Linked DNA regions of Homo sapiens: regions 2 and 3 are each linked to region 1. Evidence: read pairs that join two places in POLR2A ChIA-PET (ENCODE). Cell type or tissue: MCF 10A. All regions are shown on one strand. Region 1 overlaps LOC124901018 (a long non-coding RNA gene). Region 2 overlaps ATG10 (autophagy related 10). Region 3 overlaps ATG10 (autophagy related 10).

The links. Peaks named below come from ENCODE experiments on the same cell type or tissue, not always from the same donor. Only the 100,000 strongest peaks of a DNase experiment are listed, where the experiment ranks them.
Region 2: POLR2A ChIA-PET joins it to region 1 with 40 read pairs; 1 of 35 experiments calls an interaction of 5 or more read pairs at or near these places.
Region 3: POLR2A ChIA-PET joins it to region 1 with 9 read pairs; 3 of 35 experiments call an interaction of 5 or more read pairs at or near these places.

Annotation. Positions count from the first base shown.
Region 1 is chr5:81,856,013-81,860,012 of GRCh38, reverse strand. All of the region lies in intron 2 of LOC124901018 (a long non-coding RNA gene), which reads right to left. Among named protein-coding and RNA genes, the nearest start is that of SSBP2, 110 kb to the right of the region's middle. RefSeq lists an enhancer at 2,881-2,930. In MCF 10A, CTCF peaks have their summits at 2,962 and 3,181; a DNase peak (open chromatin) is centred at 2,462.
Region 2 is chr5:82,104,368-82,108,367 of GRCh38, reverse strand. All of the region lies in intron 3 of ATG10 (autophagy related 10), which reads right to left. Among named protein-coding and RNA genes, the nearest start is that of ATG10, 130 kb to the right of the region's middle. In MCF 10A, a CTCF peak has its summit at 863 (motif pointing left); a DNase peak (open chromatin) is centred at 1,977.
Region 3 is chr5:82,145,913-82,149,912 of GRCh38, reverse strand. All of the region lies in intron 3 of ATG10 (autophagy related 10), which reads right to left. Among named protein-coding and RNA genes, the nearest start is that of RPS23, 130 kb to the left of the region's middle. In MCF 10A, no CTCF peak of the experiment used is centred here; a DNase peak (open chromatin) is centred at 1,542.

The DNA of each region.
Region 1 (4,000 bases):
TGTGGGAGCACAGAGGAGAGTAATTTTCTCTGGGGAATTGGGATGAGGGGACCTCACACAGAACGTAACATTTGAGATGTGGCCTTGAAGAATGAATTGGAGCATTCCAGGAAGAGAGAAAAGAAGGTCTATTCCGAGCACAGGGAACAACATGTGAGAGGCATGTTGGAATGTCTGTCTAGAGAGATGAACCAGGAGGCGCTGACAGACTTTACGGCCTTCATAAAGCAATGATGTAACCAAATCAATTTCTTAAAACTGACTTCAAAGCTCTGGAGATGCCATGCAGCATCATCGCTACTTACCCTTTTAAAGAAATTTTCCTTAGATGTTGTGTACGTTAGTCAAGAAAAATTCAGCCAGTTGTCTTGGGTATTTAGACACAATTTTAAAATTTCATCCAGATAGGCACTAGATAAACCCAGTAATAGGTTTCTAGCCTTGTGGTTTACTCAGCACCTAATCATTGTGGTCCCAAATCAGAGCACTGTATAGAGACCACAAAATGACATCTGAATACAAAGTAAGGATGAATTAGGTGGGCAAGTCCAACAAAATGCAACCATGGAGGCCAGACGTGGTGGCTCACGCCTGTAATCCCAGCACTTTGGGAGGCCAAGGCGGGTGGATCACTTGAGGTCAGGAGTTTGAGACCAGCCTGGCCAACATGGCGAAACTCCATCCCTACTAAAAATACAAAAATTAGCCGGGCGTGGTGGCACCTGCCTGTAGTCCCAGCTACTCGAGACACTAAGACAGGAGAATCACTTGAACCCAGGAGGTGGAGGTTGCAGTGAGCTGAGATTACACCACTGCACTCCAGCCTGGGCAACAGAGCAAGACTCTGTCTCAAAAAAAAAAAAAAAAAAAGCAACCATGCTGCTGATTGGAAAGTCCAGTCAATTCCTGGTTATTTCTGTGTGGATGAGCCACCATTTGCTGTACTCCATTGCCTAGTAATAGTAAGACCAACTATTCACTGAGCGACTATTATGTGTCAGGAGCTTTACCTATGTAACAATCTCTAACCCCCACATGCTTTAGTTGGAAACCTGGCTGTACCATTCACCTTGACTTCGGAAAAGTTGCCTGACTTCTCTATGCCCAAATGTCCGCATCTGTACAATGGGGATACTCTATGTGAGCACTCAGAAAATTGAGGAGCACAATTTTTTTTTTGCTGTTATAATTATTAAGAGCCAGACTAAATTACTCAGTAACCCTTTGCTGCCAAGCATTACCAATATAAAATCTGCCCTACATGAAGGCAACTAGAAAGGTAAATGTCCTATAAAATGATTACAGCTTCCAAAAATAATACAGAAATGACTTCAGATGAAGTCTTTATTTCCCTTCATGATTTGGGACCATAGAAGGATGACATTATTCTTAAGCTGTGTGGCTGTAGCTCTCAAAATTCAGCATATATAAAAATCACTTAGGAAACCGTTGAAACTGCAGATTCTTGAGCACACTCCCACCCCACCCAAGATGCTGGTTCAGGAGGTCTGAGATGACTACTGAGTTTCATTGTCATTTCTTACTTAAAGAGAAAGGGAAAAAAAATCTGGAGGTTTTTTCCCCCTGTTAATTATGTGAGCCATCAGCTCAAATCCCCCACTATTAACCTGAAGCCCATTTGGATTTCTGCAAATCCAAAGCTTCATTCTCTTTCATGTTCTCTTGGCTCTAACCCAATGCCTAGGTTCCCCCAGGTCCAGAATTCTCTGAAACTAACTATTTTGCCTTCCTCTAGGAGTAGGGAAGTAGGACTGACTTTCCAACGTTTAACCCTTGAGAAATAGCTGCAGTGGTTCAGCACATCAAAAGCATGAGTATGCTATAGCAACAGGAGGGGGGATTTCTCCTAGCCTTCAATTTTTCTTTTTCTTATAAAATCAGGGTAAGCACTAAAAAGTAGAAATGAAATAAAAGGCTGAGAAAATCTTGTTCTTTCTCTTACTCTCTTAAGATACTTTTTGAGATAAATCCCTGGGCAAGGAAGTGCTAACATTTTACAGAAATTATGAAGCATCAAGACTCACAGGAAAAACCCTGTTCTTATCCCAGCACTCACTTTGAGAGGGCACTCCAGAGCCCAGGCAAAGCTAGCCTGGAAAATACTGAATTGATGACTTTGCCACGCCAAGGTTTCTCCCCGGTGGGGTATGTGCCAGGCGTCTCCTCTGTGCCTCCCTGTGCTGGGTCCTCGCGTGCTGCATACTCCCTGGACTCGGTCCCACCTCCACCAGCCTCCTAGGCAGGAGGAAATGCAGAATCTGCTCTACCCCAGGTTGCCGCTGACAACTGAAAACTGAGTCCAGGGAGACAGCGTCCTGGGCAGCCTGTTTTTGCTTTTTCCCAATCTGTTCAATTCAGTTTCCTGCCGACAGGAGCGTTCTCTTTTGCCAGCTTTAAATCACTGAGTGCCCTGGGCATAGGCCCGGCCTCTGGAGCTGTGCCCAGTGCTTGGCCCACTGCTTGGCTCACTGCCCAGGAGTTGTCAAGTGTCTGGACAGGGTATCTGTCCCTTCAGCTGCCTGTCCTCCAATCTTCTCCTTGGAACAGTGAGATGGGACACATCCATCCCTGTCATTTTTCCAAGCCTACCCAAAAGCTTCTTCATGCCCTTGTTATGGGAATGGCGCAGTATGGTTACAAGCATGGGCTAAATGGGGAGGGTTCTGGGACTTTTAAAGGCATTTAGGGATTCCTTCTGAGCCCTCCAGTGGTCATAAAATACTTTAAAGGGCTTCTGGGCCCTGGGCTGTGGGTTCTCCAGGAACCACAACCTGAAAGCAGCCTCTGCTTACAGGCCTCTTCTAGAACTTCTTCATCCTTAAGATCCTTTGACTAAAAATAGTTTTTTGGGGGTGGGGGCGGAAATAAACCTGGCTAATTTTATCTTTAAAGAGCTTTTAAGTGAGGCTGAACCTGTTAATCTGTGCTCTGCCAGAGGAGGCCTGATGGGGGCACACTACAGGATACAGACTAGAGGAGAAGAATCAGGCGTGTGGCATAAAGAAGGAACCACCAGCTAGGAGGAAGGATGGCAAGGCTGGAGAATCCTGGCAGGTCAGATTTCCCACACCAGGCTCCTAAACACAGAGATTTCCATCATATGTAAATCTCCAAAGTAGGATGCATTCAGAAAATTGTAGGAAAGTAAACATATTATTTTTCCACTAGGTAAGTGGCCATCGCACATGTTACATATCTGGAAATTTAAGTTAGAGCAGCTTGATCCTTTTCATATCTAATTCTTAGTAGTAGTTCCAAGCCAGGTTGGTATTGCTTATTAACAAAACCGAGGCTTCTTCCCGCACCCCCCACCGCCCACCATAAAAAGGCAGTTATCCCTATAACATAAATCTATATATTAAAAATTTTTGCTATGTTTCCAAAATCATAAGCAAGAGAACCAGGTTCTTTTCCTAATTCAAGATTCTTTATTTCCATATAAACAGAAAGAAATGTCTGATTAGGTTTTTAGAAAACAAGTTTAGCTTGCAGAATAAGCCATTAGAAAAAATCTCAATTTTACCTTTATATACAGCACATTTGGAAAGAAAAACAATTGTGGACCAAAGAAATCATGACATGCTAAAATGTAATTGCCGTGATGACTCTGATTACAGCCACAGTCAAAAGATATTCTAAACTTTTAAACCCACAGTTTAGTTAACTTTTTTTCATGTCTCCTCATTATAATAACAAGTCATAGAATAAATGGTCATTTAGAGCATTATTTATCTAATTCCCACATTTGCAATGAGCTGGAGATACTTTCCACATTCCACTTTTAAAAATTCACTAAAAATTCTTTGGGTCGCAGGAGTAAAATTAAACATCCTGCCATGGATAATGGTAAGTGAAATTGCAATCTGTGGTCCTGGGTGTAAAGATTAGCTTCACTCCAAAGCATTCCCAAATAGAATAACTTCAAATGCTAAACTTTTCTTTAATATTCCTTATGGACAAAGAGATTCTATAACAACTT
Region 2 (4,000 bases), 250 kb before region 1:
CTAGGGTTCTCTGTAGATACACAAATATGTATGCATGTGTATATATATGTATACTCGCAAATACAAATGAAAGGTATTACTACAACCATTACTCTTATTATTATCCACGATGATATAATGTCTGACCTTACCTAGTATAAAAATGTCTAATCTTTAATCTCTCAGTTCTCCAGGCAAGCTTTCACACTGAAACAAGTATTATTTAATCAAAACATTATTTGTTTCCTCGAAATGGTGTGCAGTTTGCTCTCCTCTGACAACAGAATAAACTCAAAAGCACTTAGCACGGATTTCAAGGTGCTCCATTATCTAACTCTACCTTAGCATTCTGACCTCACCTCCCAGTACATAACCCCTCTATCAACCAGGTTCTATCTAGCCTCAGGCCTAGAATTGTCTTGCTCTAAGTATACCCTGCATTCATGCTGCTCCATTCAGTCTAGAATTTCCATTTTTGGAAACCTCTTATTCAAAGTCCAATTCAAATGTCACCTTCTCCATAATATCCCTATTTGTTTTTTATTAAGAATTAGCCCATATTCTACCTTTATTATCCTTCTGCATTGTAAACAGAGGATATTTACATTTCTTTCTCTCCAACTAAATTATAAATTATTGAAGAATAGAGACTGTGGAGTATTCACCTTTGACTCTCCATCACGCATCAAGTCTTATAAACAGTAAGCATTTACTGAATGTTTATAGAATTAAATTGCATAATAAAGCCCCTCAAGTCTTTTAATTTCAGAGAAGTTAAAACTATACAGTAAAAATGTAAAATCAACAAATTATTCATTGTAGACATTTTTTAATGCAAGTGAAAGAAAATATTTTTAAAATACATTGTAAGCTTTAAGGTAAACAAAAATATTGTTTGGTGCTCCCTCTGCTGGCTTTGCAGAAGCAACTTAAGAATGTTGAACAATAACACCACAAAGAAGTAAACATCAATTCAGCTTAGCTGCTCCCTTTATCTCCTGCAAACACCCAGAGTAGAAACTTTCCACTGAGTTCTTTTGGAAATAATCCTACATGTAAAAAGGTTTGTCTATGAAATTTGTTTACAGGGACAAAACTGATCTTAAAATTTTGCTGATAATAATCCTGTCAGAATTCTTGTTTATACCTTTGTTTTCTAACTAAACCACCGACTTTATGTATAAACAGTTTTAATTTTTAGCTGAAACTGTTGAGAAGCAAAGTAGAATAAGATCTTTTTGCTTTCTATTTAATCTATATATATATTTTTAAAATTGATTAGGAACATAAGAGGTTAAATTCTTCTTGTGTTCCTAAACAGAGTTATTCTGAGTACCCTGAAGGCATTTAATTCCAAAACAGGAAGCCAGAGAGAGGAACACTTGGTTACACTAATGTTATGCAGATCTTTTGGAACATATTTTCCTAAACACTTGCTGAAAGAACCTTTTCTATACTGCATGCTATCACATGAAGTTGGAGAAGGGTCCCACGGATACCACAGTACACTGACTGCTCAAATTGCCCCTTATTACTTCTCTATTTTTCTCCACTTATCTTACTTTAAAATGGCCATCTGCTTGCTCATAGAAGGGGGTAGGAAAATCAGGTGGGGGTCAGGGAATGTTTATTCATACACTATAGTTTAATTGTTTTGCATAAATGTGTATAAGAGCTATGATATAGCTTATGATAGTCCATTGTTAAGAAAATGATACCATAGTAAGATTAACCTGAGACCAGCAGAGGCTGTTAAAGATTGGTGTCCTTTCTAATAAATTCTTGTTTTATATGCTTTTAGCTCTACTATAAAACCTCTGTAATCTAAAACATGTTAAATGAGATCTCACCCTGGTAAATGAAACAAAGAACAATGGTAAACCACAGGCAAGTGGAAAAGGCAGTGGATTCATGCAGTTCAGAGGTGTGCATGCTGGAGCTACCTCTGTTACTGAGCAAATCACATAACACTGTAGGGCTCTATTGCCCAACCTCTCAAATACGGCTTCATACCACTAGAGATGAGCAAGCTGCTATGATCCCGTGACTAAACAAGTGAACTAGAAAGGTCCACTTTAAGTTACTGAGGTAAAAGATGGTAAAATAACACCAAGGTGGGTATATTTTTCATACGCTGTTTGATCTTATACACCATTTCAATGCCATTTTTAAAAATAGCTCTTTTTCTTACTTTCTTAGTTAAATGCAGTTATGTTTTAAAGAAAGTAAATGATTACTGAGCAATTACCCTCTATGCTGGAAATTAAGGTTTCATGCACATTCTTGATTATCCATAAAAATGAAGTCTTGTAATATTAAATGCAACAGTTTAGTCAGAAGAAGCCAAATAGGAAAAATAGTCAATATATTTGATTTGATTATAGTTACTTTCAAACAATGTATAACAAAATTAATTCTATTCTTAATTTTTAGACACTAAAAATTGTTATTGAAATCAGGTATTTGAAAGTCAAAATTGTATTTTTAGTCCATTCTGCATAGCTTGGAAATCATTTTTTCCTTAAGAAATCTCCATGTGAACAAGAACAAGGGTTTAGCCACTGCAGTAAGCTACTATTGGCATTCTTGTGCCGAGATTCTTGACTGTTAGCCTCTGCAACTGACAAAATCAAAGCCTGGCTGGTGACTGGGTGCCACTCTGTTAGGTGGGTGCCATAGGACAATGGCAGCCAGGCACAAAGGAGTGGGGAGAAAAGAGTCAGAGTACAGAAGGGTATTCCCAGACTCCCTCTGACTCATTCAGTAAATGGCAACCTCTAAAATGCTGAGCTTCTGTTTTTGAGCAGAGCTGTCAAATCATTAGATTTGTTTTTGGAATTTCAATTCATGAATATGTCCTCTAATGTTCAGAGGGCATTCTCACTGAAATATACAGTTACATATATGACTGCAGCAAAGAAATTCTTACATCCCAAAAGATTTAACAGCAATTCTTCATCAAACAATGATTCATTCCACTTTAAATTATCAAATGCTCTATTCCAAATGATACAACAAGGTTTCAGAGCTGTAAATTAGCTGGCAGACAATATCTAAAAAGACATTTTGAAGTGTGGAAAAAAATATTCAGAAAATGTGATTCATTTTCATTTAACATAATATAAACCCAATGATGAATGAACACAGGAAATTTACGATGTGGTTTATTGCAAAAAGGAAACAGTAGTATCCAATAAAATCTATGCTTTTTGCATTCCTTACAGTAATCAATTTACCCTATTAACCAATACCAGTACAGCAAATTACTGAACAAGTTCTGTAGAGAAGAAAGCCATTAACCAGGCTCCCGCTTTGTTGACGTCATTATGTGCAAGTGTGTGGTAACATCAAACACTGACATTGTTAGGTGTTCGCCACAATAACTCAGTGATTTCTAGATGGATGCAGCATAAACTGATCACAAAACCAATTCAACTATGTTACATTTATTTCAAAACACCTATAACATCAACAAATACTAGACACTTTGAAACAAAAATACATTTAAATGAATATAACTTTATATTCTAGATGTTTTTCCCCTGGAAAATAATAACAAAAGACCTTGTATATGACAATTCAATATAATCTCATATATAGGTTTAACAATAAAGCTTAAGTTGTCTCCCCCTTAAATCAGTAGGTCTCTAAAGGTATTATTTATCAGATCCTTGCTGGACAGATAATTTAATTAAATAATGGTGTTTAAGAAAAAACTATTGAGTTTTAAATTATTGTAACTCTCTGCTCTTTCTCTTGCCTTCAGCTAATCCCAATATGACAACCAAAACCAGTACAGAATCTGGTCAGTTAACATTACTACTTAATTTACCTATAAAATCGGATGTTAAATCAGTTGTTTGAATAGTGTTCAGAAAAACAAATTAGTTGTATCAATTTTTTATATTAATAACTTATAATTGCACAAAATTTCATCTAAAACTGAAAAAAAAAAGTATTTTAGCATGACCTAAAAACTGACAGTTAATTTTCAAGAGAGAAGATGAGAAAATTCCAGTAT
Region 3 (4,000 bases), 290 kb before region 1:
GGTCAGACTCAGCCTTATACCCAACATGACGAAATCTGACAGTACAAGAAAGGCCTTTCCAGAGCAAATCATTCTACCACCTTCCCATAGGACAGACAGAGAATTTGCCATTGGAGATCAATTTATTTGTGCCTTAAAGGTCTTCAAGCCAGGAGAATATGCATTTTCTCTGAGAATAGAAGGAAATACTTTAAATCATTATCAGCTAAAAATTTTTAAATCATAGCCAAGATTTTCAAACTGTCAGTGTAGGCTTACAGCATGACAGGCAGGCACAGGACTCTGGGCAGCAGAGTAGTATTTATAAACAAAACAGTGAAAAAAAACAAACAGTAGTAGTGTGGTTTTAATAAATTGGTAACATGTTCCTCTTACTATAATAAAATGCCCTAACTTTAACATAAATTCTAAAACTTGAAAAAAGTGGTTAATAACCATATGAAAGTCTGCAAAAAGACTGTTCTTTAATTCAAGATCCAAGTTCTGTTTGGGGTCCATGTGTTAGAATGGGCTACTCCGAGAAGCTGACTTTGATGTGAGTGTAAATAATCTATTTGGAAAGCGATTTCAGGAGCACAAGTAAGGGAATAGGGAAGTGAGACAGAAAGAAAATACTGGTATATTAGTAAACAGCTTACCACTGGGGTAGAACTAGATAAAAGTAAATACGGGGTATATTAGTAAACAGCTTACCACTGGGGGCAACCAGGGCTGCCCTGGTTGCCAATATGATAAGCAAGCTTATGAGATAAGGCATTATTATTTTACCCAAACTGAGTCCTAAAGATCTTGGCCACACAATTTGCCTAAGGTCACAATTAGTAAGAGGCAGAACTAGAGTTTAAAGTGTATATAACTTTAAAGCTCGTATATATTTTGGATTTGAGTCATTAGCATAAAAAGAATATCTGGAACAACTAAAGTAGATGAAAATTTCTAATAGGGAAAGAAGATAAGGCCAGAGAAAAATCTTGAGAAATGCCATATTTCAGAGATAGGTGGAAAAGAGGAGCCAGCAATGGGAAGAGCTTGATAGACACAGAAAAAATATAAAAAGATAAAAATGACATGGAAATCACAGAAGGAAAGCTTCCAGCAGACCATGGTCAATATCTTGCATTTTACAGAAAAATGAAGAAAGATAATCTGAAGAGGCAATTTGGATAGATGTTTCAGCTGTCACCAGCTGAAATAAATAAATTTCAAATGCATATTGGAAGAAAATGCAGAATTGTAAAGATTGGTATGAACTTGTGGTGAGGAAGTGTCAGTATTAAGAGTAGATAACCCTAATGAGAAGTTACACAGAAAAACAGAAAAACTACAGGTAGCTTGAGGGGATATAAATGTCAAAGTAAGAGTTTTTAGAAATATATATTCAATCTGGGTTTATCTGTATGTTGAATGGAATGAGTCAGTAGAGAAAAAGAAATGAGGATGCTAAGAGAGATTCAGATTTCATGATGCAATAGGAGATGAAGTAAGTGGTATAAGCATATAAAAAGAAGAGATAATGCTTCTCCTGAGACAGAAGTGCTCTACAGTGACGCAATTCCAGATGATGTTCTAGAACATGATGTTATTGTGCCTGTGGGCAGCTGGAAGAGAATCAGATCACTGGATCAGAGGTCAAAATATTAGGTGAGTTCTCTTGATACAGAGCAGAGTTCACCAAAATTTGTCTCTAAAGGGCCAAATAGTATTTTATTTAGTCTTTCTAGGTATAAGGTCTTTGTCACAACTACTACTCAACTCTGTCATTATAGCATGAAATCACTCACAGAAAAATAGGTGTGGTTTAGTTCCAACAAAACTTTATTAATAAAACAAGCAGGTGGCTGGATTTAACCCAAGGGCTGTAATCTGCTGACCCATGATGTAGAAGACTGAGTGCCTTACAGACCAATCCTGCTACAAATAACAGATATAAATTCTAGGAAGAAAACCTATTTGAGGCTTTGGAGATTTAACAAAAATAGATTTTGAAGAGGAGTCAACACCTGGAGCAAGTGATTTGGTTTTTGCAGTTTTTCCCTGGAGGCAGCTGCAATGGTGGTGGTGTTGGCACAAGGACTGGGGGAGGGCAGGCAGCAAAAACTCTTGCCATCTTTCTGACTGGAGGAAACTGGGGGAAAGAGCCTGGAAAAACCATAGGTGCTAGAGAATGATGCAGATGCCCAAGAAAGAAGACAGCCAGAAGAGGACAACCCCAGATTCTATGTTTAAACTCAGCCCAAGTCTCTGGCTGACTCCTGAACCATGTATGTGTGGGGCAATCTGAAAGCAGCTTAAAACTCAGGTTAAAAGAGCTGAATTGAGTTCTATGCCACTGCCTACTACAGGCAATGACAGTTTGCAATTTGAGTCTAACTAAGCTATTGATTGCAAAAATGAAAACATCAACATTATTTTTTTTTTAATTTAACTTTTATTTTAAGCTCAGGGCCAGGCACAGTGGCTCATGCCTGTAATCTCAGCACTTTGGGAGGCTGAGGCGGATGGATTACTTGATGTCAGGAGTTCAAGACCAGCCTGACCAACATGGTGAAACCTTATCTCTACTAAAAATACAAAAAATTAGCCAGGTGTAGTGGTGAACCCCTGTAGTCCCAGTTACTCGGAAGGCTGAGGCAGGAGAACTGCTTGAACCCAGAAGGCGGAGGTTGCAGTGAGCTGAGATCACGCAACTGCACTCCAGCCTGGGTGACAGAGCAAGACTTCACCTTAAAAAAGAAAAAAGAGAAAAAGTTTAGGAGTACACAGGTAAACTTGTGTCATGGGGCTTTGTTGTACAGATTATTCTGTCACCCAATTATTAAACCTAGTACCACCTAGTTATTTTTCCTGAACATCAATATTCTTCAGAAGAATGTAATGAAATCTACAGCCTTCAGAACATAACAGCCACAATATCCAAAATGTACTCAAGAATTACCCAACATAGAAAGAACAGAGAATTGAACGTGACTCAATCTGTTGAGGTTTATATGTAGATGTTGATATTTCCAACGTCTAGGTTATCTAGATGTTGAAAATGTCAAATAAAAACTTCAAAACAGCTATTATAAGTATGCTCACTGAGGAAAAAATATATTCATATTGATTTTAAAAAACAGGACATTTCAAGAGAGAAATAGGAAGTACAAAAAAATGGAAATTTTATACCTGAAAAATACAAATATCTGTGATAAAAATTCAACAGATCTGATTAATAACAAACTGGAGATGACTGAGGAAAGAATAAACTACAGGATAGATGAAATGAAGTCGTCCAATCTGAAGATAAGAAAAAAAAAAAACAAAAGAAAATGAACAAAGTATTTGGGACATGTGGGACAATTTCAGAACATCAGACATATAGACAACTGGAGTCCTAGAAGAACAGTTTAGAGAATAAGGCAGAAAAATAATATTTAAAGAAATAGTGAGAGAAAACTCCTCAAACTTGACAAAAAAATAAATTTACTGACTCAAGAAGTTTAGACAACCACTCTAAAAATATGAATAAATCAACACCTATACACATCATAATCAAACTAATGAAAACCACAACTAAAGAGAAAATATTGAAATTAGCCAGAGAAAAACAATATATTAAATATAGGGGAACATCAATTAGAATTTCCATGGATTTCTCACCAGAAAAACAATGAAGGCCAAAAAGCCATAGAAAAATATCTTTAAAAAATTCTATATCTGGTAAAAATATTCTTCAAGAATCTAAGTGAAATAAAGAAATTTTCTACAAAAGGAACACTAAGGCAATTCATTACCACCAGGCCTGTACTATAGAAACAAGGAAGTTCTCCAAGCTGAAGAGAAATAATAGCACAGGGAAATTCAGGTCTGAATTTAGGCATAAGTTAAGAAGACTGGAAACAGTAAATATTAAAGACTATAATGTTTGGCCAGGCGCGGTGGCTCACGCCTGTAATCCCAACACTTTGGGAGGCCAAGGTGGGAGGATCACCTGACGTCAGGAGTTTGAGACCAGCCTGGC